Regions from separate parts of the Homo sapiens genome. Here region 1 is linked to region 2. Evidence: chromatin contacts called from ENCODE Hi-C or POLR2A ChIA-PET data. All regions are on one chromosome and are shown on one strand. Each heading gives the region's core, a stretch centred on a gene start or an enhancer-like site at or near the end of the contact. The rest is flanking DNA. Distances are from core to core; before and after follow the strand shown. Region 1 holds the start of JAM3 (junctional adhesion molecule 3). Region 2 holds the start of LINC02731 (long intergenic non-protein coding RNA 2731).

Region 1 (5,525 bases), core at 1,860-4,359, 37 kb before region 2:
CCACATCTCTAACAGCTGCTAGTCGAATGTACTAAATCCATAGCTGCGTCTGTTACATTATGTGGCCATCTTATACTTGAGGAAAGTCTGGTTGCTTTCAAAAGAACTGATTTAAACCCACCCCATGGAGTTTAAGAACAAGTTCCATGGAGCTTAGGGGTTGTGTGGATAATTCTGCCTGAATGTAATACTGCAATTACTTATGATTAAGTATCTCTAGTACTTATCCATTCAGTCTCCTTAGCCTGAAGCACTGAAGAACAAATGCCCATCAACAAGTCATGTGGGAATGAGCAGCTGATATAAAGTACTGCATGCTTTCAAGACAGGTGTTCTTTGTTTTTTTTAAAACATACACACAAGTCTGACAATGATTATATCTGCCAGATAATTAAGAATTAGAACATAAAAGAATATGCCATTCTAAAAAACGTTACTGGAGTCCAAACAGATGCAAATAAAAGAATTAAACATTTTTTCAAAAATTTCCCAGAAATTTTGATTTTCAGATTTTGATATGCTTCAGCACACAAGTTGTCTTATCTGAAGAATGAAAACTGTTGCTGTTTTAATTCTAAATAAGGCACTTCTCTCTAGAATATCAAAGATTTGGAAACCTAACACTAATGAGTACACAATCATTCAAAAAAGCCATGTGGCATAACATTTGTAAAGCTGAACTGCACCTGTCATGAGTCAACAAAAGAATATTTTATATACAAACCACATAGTGTTGAAAACTTGATAATCTGTTTAAACTGATCCATTAAAAGAACTCCACCGTCAAATGGAATAATACAAATAACTAAAAATTGGATTAACACAAATAATGAAGGATTTCCCATTTAAAACGCACAGGATAACACTCCCGACAAGGGTCTGAATCTCTCCATACTTCTGTTCCCTCATCCACAAAAGGGCACAACAATAGTAACGACTTCTTAGAGTTATCAAGATTAAATAAATTAGCAAACATTAAATTCTTGTAACAGAGCCTGGCAAAGGGTAACCACAAAAGAAATGTTTGCTGTTATATCAAGAACCAAAATTTTTAAGATGAAAATAAATAGTAATAGCAATTGAGAATAATCATAAAAAATAAAAAGGACACAGTAGTCATGACTTCTGGAAGAACAGTTTTAGGGTAGCTTAAAGCATAAACCAAATAATGGAAAAAGAGCCCCTACTAAAAAAAAGATAGCTACACGCCTTCAAAGTGGATTCATACATCCTACTACCTCGATTATTTGTCATTAGAACTAGTTTGCAAAATTTGATTCTTCCTCCTACGCTCTGCATGTGAATCCCAGCCCCTACCAGCAAAAAAGCCACAAAACTAGTCCCTTAGGGGAAGGAAATCAGAGGTTAAGGGTAAGTGAAGCTCTTTGCATTTTCTAGTTTTATTAACAAACTACCAAGTTGAAATTCATTCCTGAGCTAAACTGCCAAATGCTTCTGCAACAAAAACTGCAAACTTTCACGTGAACAGATCTTTTCAACAATAGAGAGTTGTTCCAGGCTGTGAATAGGACAGTGTCAGTGTGACCAACACAGCGGGTGCTGGACATTCCTGACACCCTTGTCCCCTGGCTAGCCTTTGATCACTTATCTCCCAACAGCATTTGGTTTTGGGAATCACTTTCAGGCAAAGTATACAGACTTTGCCTTAGCGTACATAATCTATACGCTAAAACTCATCTTTTGTCACAGCCCATCACGAGCATCCCATTAGCATAAAGCACCAAACACAGGAATGCTTTGTTTTCCAAAATCTGTCCACCTTCACTCCTAAACAGTCCCTCCGTGTTTTAATTTGTATATTCTGGAAAACATCATGGGATGACAGTGGCAATTCAAACAATAAAATAATCTAAGAACCGAAAAAGGTCCTGGTCTGGTTACCTGCGGATGGCTGCCAGGGGAAGAGTGTGGTGTCCTGCTTTAGGTAAATATGAAGTTGAGGCTTCACTACTTAGAATGCAGCCTTGGAAAGCAGACTAGACTTGACTCTGAAAATGGATTAATGAAACCTATCTCACAGAGCTGCTGAAAGGAGTAAACGAGATAATGGCTCCAAAGTGCCTAGTAGACAGTACAAGCTCACTAAAGGAAAGCTATTTTAGTCCTCTGTACAACTGTCCAGGAAAATGTGGATCTAATGAGAATTCCAAACAGAGGGAAAGAAAATGCACAAAACTATCAAGTTTATTAGTGTGTCTTGATCAAATGCCCCGAATGCTATTTCCGGATAAGAGTCTGCGTGGTCTCCTCGGCCAGGCCAGAGACAAAAAAGGTACTGGATTGATATCCATTTTATTTCTGTAAAAGAAAAGCAGTTCCTTTGTGTCGAGTCAAATGAACTGCAGATCCCCAGAGGGCTGTGACCAAGCAGCCCGCCAGGCCTCGGAGCTCTGCCTCGCCGGTCCTCAGCTACGTCCCCCGCTCACCGTCCCTTCTGGAGAGCACAGCACTGCTGCGCAGGGTCTTCCAGCAAGTTCCAGCGCCCACGCCGCAGCTGCCGCGCTCCCTCCAGAGGGCCGTGCCCACCGCCCGGGAGGGGTCCACCCCGGGGACGAGCCCACCGCCCAGCACAGGACCCCGCCTGGGAGGAGCCCACCCGGGGGATGAGCCCACCGCCCAGCACAGGACCCCGCCTGGGAGGAGCCCACCCGGGGGATGAGCCCACCGCCCAGCACAGGACCCCGCCCGAGAAGAGCCCGCCCCCGGGGTCCGACGGCTGTCCGGGACCGACTCACTGCCTGGGACGGGCCCCCCATCCCAAATTAGCTCCCCGCCCCGGTCCAACTGCCGGGCGTCCCAGGGCCCCCGCCCTAGCCAGGCCCGAGTCCCAGCCCTGGCTGCGGGGACGCGGGCGCGCGCCGCCCCTCCGGCCCGGGACCCCGGGAGCCCTCGGAGCCAGGACCGCTATCCTCGCCCGGACCGGCTCCAGCAGCTTCGGCCCGCTCTGCTTCCGTCGCCCCCAGACCCTAGTCTCCCAACAGCGGAAACGCGCAAACTCACCCCTGAAAAGCAGCAGCAGGAAGAAGTCAGGCAGCCGAGCGCAGAGCCGGAGTCGCGGTGGCCGCCTCAGCGCCATGTCGAGGGTTGCTGAGGGGCCAGCGGCAGCGCGGCGCGGCTTGTAGTCCCCGCGCGCATGCGCCCAGCCTGCCAGGACCCTGCGACCCGCCCCAGTTACCATGGCGACCGCCGGGCCCAGCCGAGCCGGCACCATGGTGACAGAGGAAGCTGAGGTCTAGCTGCTTACGGATGCAGCGATGCTCTGGACCGGCACATGGGTTCTCTTTCAATGAACTTGGCGGGAGGAGAGTAAAGAAGTATGTACAAGAGTGAAGCAGGGTATATTTCCATAGCTATAGAATAAATCCATCACAACAGGTCGGAGAAGGAACACTCCTTTAAAATTTGGGAAATAAAGTATTTCTTATTTTACAAATAAGGATGCAGCCCAGTTATCTTGGAAGCATTATCGCCTTCACATCTTTTGGGCCCCCAATTCCAAATTGATGGAAGGAAAAGAGCTGAAATCTGCTTAAAACATAAGCAATACATACATTATACAGCATATAAAAGTGATGTCTTGCTAAAATAATTTGTTTATGTGGTAGATCAAAAGCATGATGGCATACCCAATAGTTTATTCTGCAGAAAAGCAGACTAATTATTTGCTCTGATTTCTGAATACTGGGAGATAGTAAAACCAGGGAAGAACAGGTAAGATGAGGACAAACAGGAAAAATGAAGAGAAGGATAAATTAAAGCAGAAATTAGATCTAAAAAAGCAAGAGTATTTAAAGTCTCACTTAATACTATGGAAAATACTTGAAAAGCTTGTATTTTAGCAAGTATAGAAAGTACACCTCCAATGTTCCCAGAAACAGCAGTCTAGCAACAGAATTCTGAATATAATTGTTAGTAAAATAAGCCAGTTTCCAACTAATATTTTTAATGTTTAACTTTTTCATATACTCATGCTACTTTTTTAGTATTTTTAGTTTTCATGCAAAATAGAAGTATATTTACATATTATGTATACCAAATTTATATATGTAAAAGCCGGGAAACGTGAAATAGATTGAGATTGTTGCCAAGAATATGCTTCAGTTTCCATCACTGTATAATCTTCTTTGTAAATCTTTATAACTGCTCAGATCTTTATGTTAATTGATTACCTTCTCAAAAATCTTATAAAGACAGAATAAAAATTAAAAAATAACTCAATTACCTACTATGATTCTGTCTTTCCTTTCATAAATCTTCTTTATGTTCCAGGTCACCATGCACTAAATCACAAGTAAAAGTGTGTAAAAGTTGTTTTATAATGGTGGCCTCTTTCCCTTTATCAAGCACAAAATCGAGAAATTAAAAAGAAGAAAATTCGTCTTATGCCCACTGACATTTTTTTCTGCCCTCTGTTTTCCCTATTATTCCCTTTAGCTCCTGGTCACATGGCCAGGCATATTTACCTAACTGAAGGAACTGTTTGGGTTACTTGGAAATGTGAGATGGTGTCTGACTGTGGACAGAGCACGGTTTTCAAAAACCAGTGCCTCTTTTCTCCTGCGGAATTTTCAGTGTTTGCGTTGTAAAATGGTCTATCTGTTAAATGGTCTTCCTGCTAGGGAATCTTTTGAAACTCAGACCGAGATTACAAAAAAGGGCTGCATGAATATTCTATAAGGGGCAGAGGTTCCTAGGAGAGTGGATGGCAGGTGCTTCATTGTAAGACATTGATTTTCCTCTGCAGATGGAGTCGGCATGTCATTACCAACAGCTGAGACAGTTCCTGGAATGGAAGTCTAACTAGGGATGCAGCAGAGTGGGGTAGGACACACGTGGCTGTGAAGTGGTCTGCTCTTCCTTAGGGTTTCATTGTTCCCTGGAGAGCTCTGACCCTGTGCAGAAGGGAATCAGAGCTCAATAAGGCCAGCAGCAAAGTCCTGGAAGCATTCCGTGAGCAGGGCTGAGGAGGCTCTGCCTCCATCACAGCATTACTCATCTGAATATGCTTATTTCTAAGGTGTGGCTTACTAGGGAGACATGCACTTCTTAAAAGAGCTCGGGGAACTGAATGTAAACCAACAATAAAATGCTAAGCCCTGGCCAGGCGTGGTGGCTCACGCCTATAATCTCAGCACTTTGGCAGACCAAGGAGGGAAGACCATGAGGTCAGGAGTTTGAGACCAGCCTGACCAACATGGTGAAACCCTGTCTCTACTAAAAATACAAAAATTTGCCAGGCATGGTGGCAGGCGCCTGTAATCCCAGCTACTCGGGAGGCTGAGGCAGGAGAATCACTTGAACCCGGGAGGTGGAAGTTGCAGTGAGCCAAGATTGCGCCACTGCACTTCAGCCTGGGTGACAGAGTGAGACTCTGTCTCAAAAAAAAAAAAAAGCTAAGCCCCTCAACAATCTGAAATGACCCCTCCTCTCAGCCAAAGGCACTGCAAAGTTAACCTGAAAAACTAGTTTAAGCCATGATCGGGGAGTTGGATATGCCTTATTAT
Region 2 (5,969 bases), core at 1,745-4,244:
AATCGCAGTAGAAATCTCACCCGCTCCTTTCCTCCGCCTGTGTCACCCTCATCCTCACTTTTGTCTGTCCCAGACATATGGCTACAGAGCCGACGGCTTGGGGAGGGCTAAGAGGGCCTTGGCACTGAGCGGGGCATCTGCCCTGGGCACGTGGGCACACAGAGGCTTGGCTCCCAGGCTTTTCTGAGGGCTTGCACCTGGGAAAGCTCCTCTCTGCTCCTGGGCACTGGGGCTGTGCCAAGCAGCTGAGTCCAAACAAGAGGCCCTGTGGTGTGGTGAGTTTCCCCGACCAGCCGGGGCTGCTTCCTGCACCTGTGTTACCCTGGGTAGGCATAGGGCTGTCAGAGGAAACCCCCAGTAGCACCTACACATCTATGATGGGCAGAGGAAGACCACATTTTTATCTAGTCCAGAGACCTCAATGCTTCAAGCCATGGTGGCTGGTAGGGGTTAGGGTAGCCCTGAAGGAGGGGAGGCAGGAAGCTGGGGCCAATGCCAGCATCAGAGGGAGGCCAGCAGTTGGCACAGCGCTGGCTTATGTCCAGCAGGAGCATGTGAGAGGTGAAGGCACCATTCTGCAGGAGGGCTGGCTGGCCTTGGGGCTTAGAACAGGCTCCAATTCAGTGCAGAGCCTTTATTCCTTTAGCTCAGCACGAACAAACCCAGGGTGGTGCTTATCTCCCTCAGTTTTATTCCTCCCCGGAGTGGTATTCAGAGAAGAAATTCCACTGGGACACCTGGTACTTGGTACTGCAGATGAGCATTTCTGGACATGCTAGGTGGAGGGGAGAGGCTGAGGCTGGGGTCCCAGGACCCTGGGTTCCCGCAAAACCTCAGGGCTCCCTGAAGTGAACGTAGGAACAAGCATGGATGGGTGGAAGAGGGCCTCTGTGAAGCCCATCCCCGGCCAGGCCCTGCTCTCTGCAGAGGTGATCTGGGTGACCCCCTCCCTCCTCCAGCTCTGCAGCAGCTCCCGGTTTCCAGCAGGGCTGGCCAGGAAGCCGTGGCCAAGAGGGAGCTGGGTAGACAGGGCCCAGAAGTCAGAGCAGTCAGGGGTGGAGCGTGCAAACTCTGCAAAGCTCTAGCCTGGCTCCACCCCTTGCCTGCCTGAAGCTCAAAAGGATGACATCACCCAGACTGAGGGCTCCAGCCTAGATGGGCTTCATTAGCAGGGAAAGCCGGCACCTGCAGGGCTCAAGGACTTCCCGGGTTTGCGGGAGGCGGTCCTCTGCTCCTCTTGTGAATCCGGTTCAGCTTTAGGGGTCTCTGCTCTGAGTCTTGGAGACAGCACGTGGCTATTCGGGCTTCCAAGTCTGGGGCTATGTTTCTTCTACCAGAGACCAATCTCTCGGGCACCAGCATAAGCACTCTTTCCTTCCACCCTGCCAAACGCTGCTTTTCCTTGCCAGCACCGGCTGCAGCTCCATGTTTCTGAGGCTCCGTGGAGAGGATTAGATCACTGATTCTAACCAGGCAGAGTCAGCCCACAGCAAACCTAATGTCCCCCTCCCTGTGGGCTCATGTACCCTCCCCAGCCCCCAAACCCTACTGGGTGCTTGTGTTGCCTGCTTGCAAAGCATATGCTTGGCTGCTTGCTTGGTGTCTGCTGTTTATCTGTCTCTTCCTACTGAACTTCTGTTTCTTCTTGGCCCATCTGGCTCCTGTGGTGCCCGTCTTTTGCTCGGATTGCGCCTGCAATCGACACTGTCCTCCCCACCCGCTTCCCCTCTACCCTCTTCCCTCCCAGGGCTTGCCTCTTGTGCACTTTGGGCCACTGGCAGGCACCCCTGACCTTGGGTGTGGGACCAGCGAGGACTGCCCCAGGCACAGTGGGGAGCCTGATGTCGGGGTGTCCCTGTAGTGTTCTGACGATGTCCTTTGTGGAGGGGCTTGAGGGGGTGTGGAGGGCAGTGTGGGAGTTGCCTTTGGACTGGGGCGAAGGCTAGGTCCTGGTGGAAACCTCCCTCTCCCTGGCCCTTCTGAGCTTCTTGGGGTGGGGGCACCACTCACACCAGACTATTGTAGAGTGATGGGAAAATGGCCTGTGGGTAGCAGCTGGAGAGAATGAGGTCAAGGAAGCCCCAAGGCTCCTCTGACCCAAAAACCAGGGTCCACTCAGATCCTTTCCGCTCAGAGGTTATGGCAGTCTGGTGGCTTGGGTGGCGGCAAGGAGCTGCAGATGCTCACATCCAGGCAGCCAGGGGTGGAGAGGGCTCTGGGCGTGGCAGCTGTGCCAGCAGTGCTGCCGGGGATCTGTCCCCACCCCGCCTCGTCCCAGCCTCTTGGCGCTAGTTCCCGTGCAGCCCAGACGTTTCTCCCCCTCTCGCCCCTCCCACAGCGTGCACACCCCTGCACATGCTCCCACCCGAGGAAGAGCTAAGCACACTGCAGCGGTTCACACTCACCCCTCCAACGCAGCCCGCTTCCTTCCGGGCGTGATGTGGCAGCTCATGGCTTCCCTGGGATTCACGAGGCCCTGGGAGGCAGACGGAGCAGGTGGGCGGAGCCTGGAGGAGGATGGAGGAGAAGAACCGGAGCCCCCACGGGGCAGGGCTGCCATTCGTCTGCCTCTCTGGACCAGGGTTGCTCCTCCAGGCTAAGGCCGGCTGCCGAGGAGGCTGTGCTGGGCCTGGAGTCAACAAGGATGCACGTGCTGGGGGCCATCAGCTGCTGCTCCCATACAAGCATCTGCTCCCACCAAACCCACAGGGCTTGGCTGCCAGGCCTTGCTGTGTGCCCACTCTGTGGCTCTGTTCTTTGTCTCTGTTGTTCCATCTGCCTGCTCCACCGGCTGCCTGGCTCAGCTCCTCTCGGCCTCTTTATTTCTCTCGGAATCTTCTTCCTGTTCCTCATTTCTCCCCATCCTTCTCCCCGTCTCTGTGCAACCACATTCATGCCCTGGTCTCCGAGACCTTCTTTCCTCCTCTGCCCTTATCAGTCATGCCTCTGTGTGCTTCTCTGCGTCTCCCCCATGTTCATTCTCCTGCTCTCTCTCTTGCTGCCTCTCATGCATATTCAGCAGCTCCTTGAAAACCCACCTAGCTTATTCTGCGTGTTAAATGCCTAGATCTGCTTCAGGCATGAGACTTCTTAGCCTCTAGCTCTAGGACGCCACCTCAGATCACAGTCTGTACTAATTGTGTAGAGGATGTTGGTGAGCCCACCTACCTTCCACCCAAGCATGGCTCACTCTACAAGTTCTCCTCTTCTGACCTGAAACAAGGCAGCCCCAAGGTGTGTCAGGCCCACAGCAAAAGCCATGGTGCACAGGAGGACGAGGACAAGGACGAGCACAAGGACGTCTCCTCTTAAAGAAACCCGAGGGCTTCAGTCCTGGAAATAAACGTAGGATCCAAAGTGTCTTCATCCTTTGGTGCTTTTACAGTCCGTTTTCATCCGCTCTATTATCCCCTTACAACTCCGTGGGAGGGGTATCAATGAAGCAGCTGTGGAGTTCAGACTAGAGGGCACTCCACCAGTGCGGCCCAGCATTTGAGGAACAGAGCTGGCATCAGAAACTTGGCTTCTGAATTTTTAGCCCTTGTCTGTGGCAGGTGAATGGACAGAAAGAGTCTGGAAAAACGCAGAAAGTGGCAACTGAGGGACAAGAGGACTCAGAAGCAGAGCAGAACCTGGGCTCAGCCCCCAGGGGAGGGTACAGAGATGAGGGAGACGGGGGAAGGCAGGAGAGGGCATGAGTGGCAGGCATCCGGCACCTTCTACCCCCTGTTTCCACCAGCCTTTAGGAAGAGAGGACTGGGGTGCTTGCCCTCACAGGTGACCCACATGTCACGTCACTCCCCGAGCCCCTGTGGCTTCTCCGTCTCCTTTCTCTGCCCTGTTATCTGGCCTCATGGTTTCTTCTCTGCTCCCATCTTCTCTCTCCTTCCCACCTGCAGATCACCTGCCTGCCTTTCCCCTTCATCCTGGGGGCCCAGCCCTTTCCTCTGCCCCAGTCCCCTCCCGTCTTTCTCATCCACCGACCTCTCTATGCTCCCCACCGTCCTCCTCCTAAGCCCCACCTGGCATTTGTCTTCTCACTGCCAAATGAGCCAGCGTGGGCTCGAGGTAGCCAGGAGCAGGGTGGTCGCAGTTCTCCACAGCTCCTGACCCTGGCCTGAGCCCCCAGGGAGCTCCCACGCACCTCTTCCTTATGAACACTGGGGGCGCTGGAGGCTCAGCCCCCGCCCCACGCATACCTGGGGCAGGCTTGCTTTCCAGCCCTTGCAGACTCACGAGGGGCCTCATTCTGGGACACGTTGGCAGCTGTGGGGTCGACACACCTCTTCTGCAGGGAGGGCTCCCGACACTTCCGTCCTCTACCTGCACAGCCGGCCTCCATTAAACACACGCCTCAGCCGGCCTGGAGACTCCATTTCTATCTCCCTGGCGTGGCTTTTCCTCCACCACCAGCTGCTTCCTAGTTTTTACTTGAGGCTCCTGGGACATTGTCCTAATTTTTTCTTCATTTTTCTTTGTATTTGTCTAGGAAAAAAAAAATCAACCCTAAGAAACCCTTGAAACCACACTATGTGTTTTAAACCCTTGACCCCACCACAGAGGACTCTAACGTTGGCCTGGGCCACTTTGCCTGGTCCCCAGGTCGGGAGTGAGCAGCAGGTGCCCTTGGCTCTCTTTTATCTCTTTTATTCCCCTTCTTCTGTGGAACCCCCTCTTGTTGTGTCTGGAGCTCTGGGCTCTGTGCAGTATAAGGAGTCCAGGAGAGAGCTTGAGATGTGAGCTTCCCAGAACACCAGGTGCAGGGGATGTGACACGTTAGGGGAGGAGAGAACTCAGTGGGGAGAAGCAGTTTCTCCCTCTAATTTCATATAGAAGCCGAAAGAGCTCGGTTAAGTCCAGCTTAGTTCAGCTGGGTCCAGCTGTGAGGCTTTGGGCCCCTCACTAAATCTCCCTGAGCTTCAGGTTCTTATCTGTAAAGAAGGAGCAATAATAACCCTGTCCCGCAGGATGGTTGAGAAGATTAAATGAGAAACTACAGGTGCAAGCCCTTCGTAAATTATAAAGAGCTCTAGAGAAGTTATTATTTATGGAGCAGATGTGGAGTATTTAGGCGTCAAGACTAAAGGAAGAGAGGATATGGCAAGCAGCATTTACTCGCTAAGAGGTTTAGGAGGGAATTCTGAGAAAGAACTCAGGAGCGTGAAGACTGCTCGAAGCCCAGGGGCCTCAGGAGAGGGGAAGGCACAGCTCCACTGCCCCACGCCCTCCATATGCTACGAGTGCCATCGTTTGCTTGTACAGACACTGCTGGCATGTTACAACCCTTGCATTGAGACTCTTGTGTTGGGGTATGGAAATGCAGGAGCCAGGTTGGCACATCCAGGTGCAAAGCTGAGGTCCCCACAGGAGAGAGCATGGGTGGTGAGTTTGTGAAGTGGAGTGCTGATGTCTGGAGCAGCTTGACTTCCTCCCTGGATGAGGAGACAGAAGACAGGCTTAACACTCAAAGACAGACACCAAAAACATGATGTCACTATAAAATTAACAACTGAAGTAGGTAAAAGAAACTTTAAAACATTAAAAGGCATTAAAAAAATCCTTTATCTTCCCCCCCTGCATGAGGGCAGTGGGCTGTCTTTAAAGCTCCCATCTGTGCTGGATCCTTGTGGAATTGTTAAGTTCCTCTTGGACAAGGACCTTGTCATTTTGGATTACATTTCTGCGCAGTGCCTTGCAGACATATCCACTTAATAGATATTACTTGACCGAGTGATTGGAAAAGAGCAGAACAAAGAGAGAGAGAAATGAGAGGTGAGCTGTTTTTATGTAAGCCATTGTGTAGGAGACTTGAGCATTCCAGCTTCGGTGCTGATTGAGGCACAATTTAAATCTGACTTCTTGCCTGAAAAGAAAAGAAGTCATAACACCAACAAACCAACTGCCTTGTACTCTTTCTATTTTGGCAGGGTCTGGATAGGATAGAAACATTGGGCTGTTGGGGTTGGAAG

Evidence for each region. A loop is a pair of places that touch in the nucleus more often than their neighbours do. ChIA-PET counts read pairs that join two places held with the same protein, here RNA polymerase II (POLR2A). Pooled maps may share reads with other maps.
Region 1: a map of naive thymus-derived CD4-positive, alpha-beta T cell shows a loop between it and region 2 (10-fold over the local background). The contact joins the promoter of JAM3 here to the promoter of LINC02731 in region 2. A Hi-C loop is called at or near these places in 4 of 168 maps with a recorded cell type or tissue (CD4-positive, alpha-beta memory T cell, CD8-positive, alpha-beta T cell and naive thymus-derived CD4-positive, alpha-beta T cell), 5 of 37 single-sample maps with no recorded cell type and 15 of 50 pooled maps. POLR2A ChIA-PET finds 5 or more read pairs at or near these places in 18 of 52 experiments (A673, AG04450, CD4-positive, alpha-beta T cell and 13 more).

Annotation. Positions count from the first base shown.
Region 1 is chr11:134,066,656-134,072,180 of GRCh38, reverse strand. JAM3 (junctional adhesion molecule 3) reads right to left here and starts at 3,109. Exons shown (of 9, transcript NM_032801.5): 1 at 3,022-3,109. The coding sequence starts at 3,097. RefSeq lists a silencer at 3,115-3,304.
Region 2 is chr11:134,029,297-134,035,265 of GRCh38, reverse strand. It overlaps LINC02731 (long intergenic non-protein coding RNA 2731), which reads right to left and starts at 2,994. Exons shown (of 3, transcript NR_027276.1): 1 at 2,406-2,994. RefSeq lists enhancers at 1,475-2,202, 2,203-2,930, 3,631-4,130.